Linked DNA regions of Homo sapiens: regions 1 and 3 are each linked to region 2. The links are chromatin contacts, found by Hi-C or POLR2A ChIA-PET in ENCODE. All regions are on one chromosome and are shown on one strand. Each heading gives the region's core, a stretch centred on a gene start or an enhancer-like site at or near the end of the contact. The rest is flanking DNA. Distances are from core to core; before and after follow the strand shown. Region 1 overlaps LOC105374413 (a long non-coding RNA gene). Region 2 has its middle 60 kb from the start of LINC02513. Region 3 holds the start of TLR1 (toll like receptor 1).

Evidence for each region. Hi-C counts contacts between places; a loop is a spot of excess contacts on that map. ChIA-PET counts read pairs that join two places held with the same protein, here RNA polymerase II (POLR2A). Pooled maps may share reads with other maps.
Region 1: a loop to region 2 is called in a pooled map, with 7 times the contacts of the local background. The contact joins two enhancer-like sites. A Hi-C loop is called at or near these places in 1 of 168 maps with a recorded cell type or tissue (B cell), 3 of 37 single-sample maps with no recorded cell type and 14 of 50 pooled maps. POLR2A ChIA-PET finds 5 or more read pairs at or near these places in 1 of 52 experiments (GM12878).
Region 3: a loop to region 2 is called in a map with no recorded cell type, with 27 times the contacts of the local background. The contact joins the promoter of TLR1 here to the enhancer-like site in region 2. A Hi-C loop is called at or near these places in 2 of 168 maps with a recorded cell type or tissue (B cell and CD4-positive, alpha-beta memory T cell), 19 of 37 single-sample maps with no recorded cell type and 12 of 50 pooled maps. POLR2A ChIA-PET finds 5 or more read pairs at or near these places in 2 of 52 experiments (activated CD4-positive, alpha-beta T cell and activated naive CD4-positive, alpha-beta T cell).

What each region holds. Positions count from the first base shown.
Region 1 is chr4:38,751,390-38,754,518 of GRCh38, forward strand. LOC105374413 (a long non-coding RNA gene) reads left to right here. Exons shown (of 6, transcript XR_925231.2): 6 at 43-1,662. Among named protein-coding and RNA genes, the nearest start is that of TLR10, 30 kb to the right of the region's middle. Within about 2 kb of position 1,727, at least 25 of the 41 ENCODE cell types and tissues checked have a DNase peak (open chromatin) inside an H3K27ac peak, as active enhancers do; they include GM12878, where a contact is called at or near this core.
Region 2 is chr4:38,304,975-38,308,212 of GRCh38, forward strand. No RefSeq gene overlaps it. Among named protein-coding and RNA genes, the nearest start is that of LINC02513, 60 kb to the right of the region's middle. RefSeq lists an enhancer at 3,123-3,238. Within about 2 kb of position 1,602, at least 3 of the 41 ENCODE cell types and tissues checked have a DNase peak (open chromatin) inside an H3K27ac peak, as active enhancers do; they include B cell and GM12878, where a contact is called at or near this core.
Region 3 is chr4:38,803,284-38,806,165 of GRCh38, forward strand. TLR1 (toll like receptor 1) reads right to left here and starts at 1,508. Exons shown (of 4, transcript NM_003263.4): 1 at 1,471-1,508; 2 at 1,023-1,099. RefSeq lists enhancers at 708-757, 994-1,163, 1,030-1,199, 1,107-1,276, 1,211-1,380 and 1 more.

The sequences.
Region 1 (3,129 bases), core at 477-2,976, 450 kb after region 2:
ATGCCCCCCTATCCTGTACCCATATAAACCCCAAACCCCCAGGTTCCAGAAGCAGATGGGCAGACAAGGAGACAAGCAGAGGAATGTCAAAATGCTGCGGCAGAAAGAGAGAAGAGGAGGAATGTCTCAACACTAAGAGTTTAGCCCGGGGCGGTTCAGCTGCCGGAAGGCCAAACTCCAGGAGAAGCCCATCTTCCTACTCCGTCCTCCCTTCAGGTTCTCCATCCATCCTGCTGAGAGCCACCTCCGCCATTCAGTAAGACCCCCACATTTATCCTTCAAGTGCATGTGTGACCCAGTTCTTCCAGGATGCTGGACAAGAGCTTGGGATACATAAAGCTGTCACACTGGCCCTCTGCCCTTGCTCGCTAACACTCAAGCCATTCGCAGACGGCTAAAAGAGCACATTGTAACACGTGCCCACTTGGACTCCTGCACCTGCCCATCTGCATGCTTTCCATCCTGTAAGGGGTTTGAGTGGTGTCAGCAATCTAACAGACAAGCCACACCCTTGTTTCACGTCCTGTGAGAGGGGTCAGGGAACTCTTCTGTTTCATCATTACCCAACTTTGGAACTCAAGAAAGGACTCACAGGGAAATTCTTGCAGAATCTCGTGGAAAATCTCACATGTATTTGTGAAAATACAATGTGGATCTGTGAGATCCCACTTCAACACAGGCCACGGGGCCACCTTCTGCACCCACATGGGTTGTTTTAAGTCTTCCTTAGTCTCCTTGAGAATAACATGATGCTATGATGTTGGCAGGAATCTTCCACACCTTCCAAAACATGACAATATGGGTCAAGCCCGTGCAGAGACTGTGGCTCCTGCTTTGGGAGTCACCTGGAATTGTTGAGAGATTAGCAAATCCCAGAACCAGGTTTGTTAGAATTAACTGCTCAACCAGATTGTATTGAAAATGGTCTGAAGTCAAAGACGACAGACGCAAACGGGCTAAATTGCTCAGTTAATTCTTCCATTTCTCTTCCTCCTAGTTGTTCTAGCTTCAGGGAGGACTCAGGAGAGTACTGTTTGAAAACCACTGATCTAGTTTACACTTTCATTTTACAGAGAGGAAACTGAGAGCCACAGAGATTCAAGTGACTCATCCAAGATGACCCAAACCCTGGGGTTTGTTATTGTTTTTCACACTATGCAAAGCACTAAAAAACATTCGTTTGAAACAGGTGAACAAAAGTCTAATTTGTAGTGAGGTCTAGGGGAATGACTGTCCAGTCAATTCCTCAATTCATGAAGGAGCATTTGGGACGCCACAGAGGAACATACACAGGTATCCCTCCTCCTACCCGACACCATTCAGGAAGAGCGGTTACCCCTCCAATGCACTGAAGCAGATTCATTTCCCTCAGGACTGTGGGAGGCGACTGAGGCTGAGTGAATGATACAGCCTTTTAATTTGTTTTTAATTGTCGTGTCCTGGTAACCCTTCCAAAGACCCTTCACGGAGAGTAGTTTTATTTTTCCACTTATTAACCGCATTCACTAGACTGGAAAAAGAATTCCCTATCTCCCAAGAACTCTCCCTTTCATTCTTGTAATTCCTTTTTTTTTTTTTTTTTTTTTAGCACCAGGAAAGTAATGTGTGTAAAACTAGAGCCAAGTATATTGTGGTTTCAAATACAAGCCTGTTTGGAGCAGAAGCCCGTGGGATTGCTGCGTTTCAGCCTCAGGGGATGGCCCGCTGATGGCCTCGGCCTGTGAAAGGGAGGGGCTTGAATGGCCCTTTGATTCAGCCCAAATCTGGGGGTGGAGGGTGGGGAAGGGGCAGGCCTGTTATTTGACACTTTCTGTTGGGCTTGGCCCAGGCCTCACTCCTTATGCAGGCCTCCCTGGAGCCTGCAAGCCCTCTCTGAGGACGCACTGACTTAGCAAGCGCTGAAATGCATAACATTCCTTGCTGCTTAGGAAGTAGACCAGCGATCCCCAGGGCTCGCGAATTCCCTGCGCTTTGAGAATGGTGCTCTTTATAACGTTCCCCATCCAAACACACACACAGACACGCTACACACACATACCCCAAACATACACACACACGCGCACACACACTCCACACACACCCAAACATACACGTACACACACACTCCACACACACACACCCCAATATACATACACATGCACACAATAGACACACACCCAAACATGCACACACACTCCACACACACACACCCAAATAAACACACACATGCGCAAACTACACACACATTACACACACACCCATACACACACATCCAAAAATACACACACACAAACTACACACATACTACACACACACACAAACATACACACACGTGCACACACACGCTCCACACACACATCCCAACATACACTCTACACACACGCCACACACACCCCATACACACAGGCACACAATCCACACATACACTCCACATACACAAACCCAAAACATACATACTCTACACACACACCACACACATCGCAAACAACCACACTCTACACACACACAAACATAGACACACCCGCACGCACACTACACACACGAGCCAAACATACATACTCACACACATTCTATACCACGGAACAACCACGCTCTATACACACACTATACACACACTTTATACACATACCCCAAAACACACTCTCCACACACCTACACACACCCCCAAACATACACACACTCCACACACACCTATACACATACTCTACACACATGCACTCCACAGACACAGACTCCCAAATATAAATATACACACACACCCATACACATACATGCACACACACTACACACACCCCAAACATACATACTCCACACACACATTCTACACACACACTCCCCACACACGCTTCATACACACACACTCCACACACACACACCCCATACACACACACTCTACACACACACTCCACACACAAACCTCCCGAAACATACACATATACACACACTCAATATGCACTCACACCTCCCACACACTATACACACACCCCACACACACCCAAACATACATATACACACACTCCATAACACACACACTCACACACACATATCTACACACACACCCCAAACATATACACACACCATGTTACACACTCCACACACTCCGCAAACACACACACACAGAACCTAAACATTCACATCCACACACACACT
Region 2 (3,238 bases), core at 352-2,851:
AATCAGCTCTCTGTAAAATGGACCAATCAGCAGGATGTGGGTAGGCCCAGATAAGAGAATAAAAGCAGGCTGCCCAAGCCAGCAGTGGCAACCCACTCGGGTCCCCTTCCACACTGTGGAAGCTTTGTTCTTTCGCTCTTTGCAATAAATCTTGCTGCTGTTCACTCTTTGGGTCCGCATTGCCTTTATGAGCTGTAACACTCACTGCGAAGGTCTGCAGCTTCACTCCTGAGGCCAGTGAGACCAGGAACCCACCGGGAGGAATGAACAACTCTGGACGGGAGGAATGAACAACTCCAGAGGTGCTGCCTTAAGCGCTGTAACACTCACTGCGAAGGTCTGCAGCTTCACTCCTGAAGCCAGCAAGACCACAAACCCACCAGAAGGAAGAAACTCCGAACATGTCCGAACATCAGAATGAACAAACTCTGGACACACCATCTTTAAGAACTGTAACACTCACCGCGAGGGTCCATGGCTTCATTCTTGAAGTCAGTGAGACCAAGAACCCACCAATTCCGGACGCAAATGTACTAGTATGAGGGACATCATTACATTTAAGGAGCCTGGGAACACGGTTCTCAGGCTTTCGGTTTGGTTGTTCTGCACAATTTTTTTTTTTTTTTTGAGACAGAGTCTCACTCTGTCACCCAGGCTGGAGTGCAGTGGCACGATCTTGGCTCACTGCAAGCTCTGCCTCCCAGGTTCACACCATTCTCCTGCCTCAGCCTCCCAAGTAGCTGGGACTACAGGCACCTGACACCGCACTCAGCTAATCTGGTTTTTGTATTTTTATTAGAGATGGGGTTTCACCGTGTTAGCCAGGTTGGTCTTGATCTCCTGACCTCATGATCCACCCGCCTCGGCCTCCCAAAGTGCTGGGATTACAGGCGTGAGCCACCACCCCTGGCCTCTTCTGCACAATTTTTTAAGTGGGGGGACTCTTTTGAAAGGACTTCAGGCTGAGACTTCTGAAAGCATGTAGTGAAGGGCTGAGGGACAAGACCAGAAGGTGGGGCCTAGCCAAGGCTTTGTACTCGCATTCTTACACTCTCCTGCCATTGTCCCTGTGATGAAATGAGCTTCATACATATAGTTTGCTTGAAAATACACCTCATGGGCCAGGTGCAGTGGCTCATGCCTGTAATACCAACACTCAAGCCTTTGGAAGGCTGAGGCAGGTGGATCACTTTGAGGTCAGGAGTTCGAGACCAGCCTGGGCAACATGGTGAAACCCTGTCTCTACTAAAAACACAAAAATTAGCCAGACATGGTGGCACATTCCTATAATCCCAGCTACTTGGGAGTCTGAGGCAGGAGAATCGCTGGAACCCAGGAGGTGGAGGTTGCAGCGAGCCGAGATCACACCACTGCATTCCAGCCTGGGCGACAGAGTGAGACTCCATCTCAAAAAATGTTAAAAAGAAAAGAAAAAACACCCCATGAAGTGTCCTATGATCAAATTTCTGAGACAGAGGAGAGATATGGCATGCTCCATTGTGATTAAAAAAAACGTGGCTTGTAACCTTGGCTTCTCCATCTGTCAAGTGATGACAATCAATGCAGCAATAACTGCACACCTCTCTCACTTCCTCTCTCTTGATCAAGGAAGACTGTGAGAATTAAGAGTTGATCAGAAAGCAAAGTAACAATGATATGTTACAGAGGAGTGAGCTTGCAATGAGATCTGTGAAATTTGGCAAAGCACAGGAAGTGTCCAATTCAGCTAGATTGGATTGGTGCTAAGGCAGTTTGAGCTTGAGGTTGTCCAGAATCCTTTCTGCTAACGAATGCCAACTACAAGGGGAATCCCTGCCTCACCGTTTGCATATAGATTTAGGAGGAAATGCAGATTTGCTCATTTGGTTTCTGTGCAATTTTAGAGTCAAAATGAAACTAGAATGTGAATATTAGAGTATGTGAACCTTCTTAGTATAAAGCTGGATTCCCCTCTGACTTCTGTAGCATTTAGGAAATTGTGCCTTATAATAGCAGCAATCAATAATACATTGTCCTTTCATCAAGTAACAACAATGACTGCTGATGCTCAGATCCTAGTGTTCTGTAGAATCTAGCAACCCATTGTTTGGATACAAGGGTGCATGAATTAACAATATTCACTGCTCATTTTCTTTGTGTTTGCATTCTAGTCTTCTGGAAATGGATTTACTAAAAAAATACTTTCCAAAAAATGAAGTGTTGATTTTTTTTCTTTGTCAGGTAAGAGCCATAATACATGTTCATCATTTTTAAAAAATTGGAATAGGGCCGGGTGCAGTGGCTCGCGCCTGTAATCTCAGCTCTCTGGGAGGCCTGGGCAACATGGAGAGACTGTCTCTACAAAAAATTTAGAAATCAAGTGGGTGTTGTGGCAGGCACCTGTAGTCCCAGCTACTTGGGAGGCTGAGGCAGGAGGATCTCTTGAGCCCAGGAGTTTGAGGTTGCAATGAGCCATGATTGCATCACTGCACTCCAGCCTCGGTGACAGAGAAAGACCCTGCCAGAAAAAAAAAAAAAAAAAAGATGAGAAGGAAGACTATGCAACCCAAACACAATCATTGTTGACTTGTATACAATAGAGTCCCTTAACTCATCTCCACTTAAGGAAACCACTAGATTAATGGATACAACCTCTATTCTATCTGCAAAGTCCTCAGTAGGCTCAAGATGTGACACTGGCATTCTCACAGTGCATCTAAACACATCTCCCACCAGTTGCATGGTCTACTTACCAGGAGTCAGTTTTGTTTGTTCCCAGATGTGTTTATAAAGTTTGCAGTGAAAAAAATATGTAATTAGGAATTATGTAAATGGATGAAAATATAGCAAAGAACATTCTCCCCACCATCACCAAATGCTGTCAGATTAGGTATGGACATGCAACTATAAAAGATTGAGAACAAATCATTAAAATCTAGAAGATTTGTCCTCAGATTGCTTCAAGAGTATCTTTAAGTTCTTGCTACATTCTAAAGAAACTAGAAAATTGTAGTTGATGCATTAAGGATGTGAGACTGAATTGTTAGGTATGAAATACAAAATGAGCGAAGATGCTCCCAAAAACAAAATAACGAAACAAAAATAAAAACCCAACAACAATAAAACTGTAAATCCATGCAATGTTTAATATGTGCCGTGGACTGTTCCAGGCCCTGGAGAAATATTATTCATTTTATTGTCATAAATAATATTGTCATAATTACTCTATGAAGTAGAAAGTAAGTGGTATTGTTATCCC
Region 3 (2,882 bases), core at 258-2,757, 500 kb after region 2:
CCCTGGGCGTGACACTCTCTCTCTTACTCTAAAACTTGCCTCGGTCTCTCACTCTGCCTTATGCCCCTCACACAAATTCTTTCCACTGAGGAGGCAAGAATTAAGTTTCTACGACCCATATGGATTCACCACTGCTAACGCAAGCATTTAATGAAAGCATAGCTTCAGTTTTATGTCGAGCTAAATTAATTGACTCAAATATCTTCTATTTGCCTAACCTCCATCTTGCCCTTTCATTTAAAGTCATTAATTTTAAGTACTCAGTTTATGAAACCATTCTTATTTCTATAATTAAGAAATCAAAATGTTATACACAGGAATAACTGATTTTTAATACTTCCAGGATCTTTGAATTTTATATACCAAACTTGCTAAATCCATGAAAATCAATGTCTCAGTTTCCTAGACCAAAGAATTTTTTGATCAACGTCTTAATGACCATGACTGAGCCTCATCTATTTTAGAACCTTTAAACTCTTTTACTATCCAAAAAATAAGCTGAGCAGAAAAGGATGCTTTAATTTGAAAGTGTAAAATGCCTCTAGGTGAGCTTCTGTGAATTTTCATTATTATGATAGGTTTAGCCTCACATTATATGATACAATGAATCAATACATTTAATTTGTCTTCTTTTGGAGACTTTGGAGGCATCAAATCAAGGCTTTGACTGGTCTTAATGGACAATACCCATACAATCTATCTGGCCCATTAAGTTTAGTCCTGTAAATATTTACTAAGGGCCTTCTCTGCACAAGACCAAATAGCTATTAACCAAAGGTTAAAAGAATCTGAGACAGTTCAAGAACTGTTCTGCTTTGCTTTCTATGCGGTTTTGTGAACTCTTGCTTTGTTATAAAACAAATTCACTTTCAAGTCTTTTGACCAAATTGGATGTAGCCTGGGAAACATTTTCAAAACCTGCAATTCTACCTCACGTCTAGCTCCCCAGAACAGTGTTAGTGGCCTGAGAAACAGAAGGACTAGCTAGTGGGAAGGCCCCAGAGAGAAAAACTGAAACAAACCTGGCCACAAAAACAGAAGAGCTGAACAGCAGCATTGCCTCCGGGAGTAACTGACTTATATCTCATTTTCTTTAACACTGAGAAGAGAATACAAATGGCGGGATTAGGTGAAGAGAAATGCTGTCAAAATCAACAACTAGCAGCTGCTCTGGAAGAAAACCAGAAGACGTGTGTGACCCAAATATTCATTTCCCAACTCAAAAATATTTCCTATAAGCAAATCACACACGAGGTGTTATTCCCAGAGGAGTGTGGGGACTTTCTCTGATTTAGGACTCAGAACTGATACACAAATGCCAGTACAAACTACACAGTAACTATATACATATCAGAAATATAACCCACTTAGAAAAACACCCAGGACTTACACAGATTTTTGAGACTTCTGTACTTAATAACTAGCTATACAATTATTTTCTTTTACAAAAGAAAAGAATGTGTTGCTTACCAAGACAACCTGCTTGTCTGTTCCATTTGGCAGTCTGTAAGAAATTCAAGCACTTCCTTGAATTTATTTCACTGTTAACCACATTTGGTGTTGAAAACAAAACAAAACAAAAAGGCTGTTTTATGCCACCTACCGAATTCCACTGGAATTACATTACATAGTTAAGAATAAACTTATTTTCTCTTATTCATATGTAGCATAGTCTGTGGGTTACCTGATAGGCCTGTATTAAAATAGAATCACGTTTCTATGGTTCCAAATTTCACTACAGTCAGTTTACTATTGTCTACACTGATGAAGTAAATGAGGTAATGTTAATAATCCACAGATCATAATTGGCTGAATTCAAAATGCTTACCGTGGTGGCTATGCTTGGCAGAAGTGTGCGTCTGGGTGTGTTTCGGCTGCTTTGTTTTTCCTCTTGCCTTTTCATCCATCCACTATTAAAAGTGGAAAGAGGGAGGGGTCGAGATTAAAGTTTTGCTGAAGCACACTCGTAAAGAGGGAAGATCATTCATGTGCTGGTTACAGGATGGATGTTAATCACGTCTTTTTTGACAAGTTGATTTTCAGAGAAAATTTGGTGCTGAATTTTTTTCCACTGATCTTTTCAAGCTTTCTTCAAAACATATTTTTGTAAACCCTAAGTGAAAAATATGCTAAGAAGAAAAGAGATTCTTAGCGTGTTTTTCACATAGGGTTTATAAAAATCCTGGGGTTTGTTGACAGCATGTTCAAGGAAGACATTCTGATAGCTCTACTCTTGCCTTTTCCAGTAATGACAACAACAAAATAACAACACAATAAATGGGCAAATAAAGCTATGGGATTCCAGCTGACTGCCTCTGAAGTTGATCTCAGCCTGCATGGTGTCCAGTCAAAACCGGATGTGGGGATGACAAAACTGCCTCCCTTCCTTCCCTCCACGGTTCTCTCCCGTAATCAGCTTTTCTACCACACAGCGAGCAAGGCCAACTTCCCTAAACTAAGAATGCTGAGATTCTTTTCGACTTATAATGTTCTGACTGTCTCTCTCTGTTTCCCCTTACCTCAGAATTTGTTTAATAGAGGAAATATGTTATGTCTACAGATATTTTCTGAAACTGAAAGAATGAAACCACCCACCTGCCATTTCCTCCCTGAGACCCATAACTGGACAGGAGGGAGGTGTCTTTGACTAAGAATTTAGTTCCTGGCTCCCAAAGGCATTGACTTTGTGAATCCAGGCTGAGGGAGCAATGCCCAGGGGAGGGAAGTGGGCAGGGCAGTAAGGGAAGCTTCTCAGCACTCTGAATTCCTGTTTTTCCCCACAGACTCATCCCCACTACTCCCAGTTGTGTACATGATTACAAGTGTGTGTGTCTCTGCCCACCCCTAGCCCATACCTGGGCATTTCTTTTTGGATTCAGGGC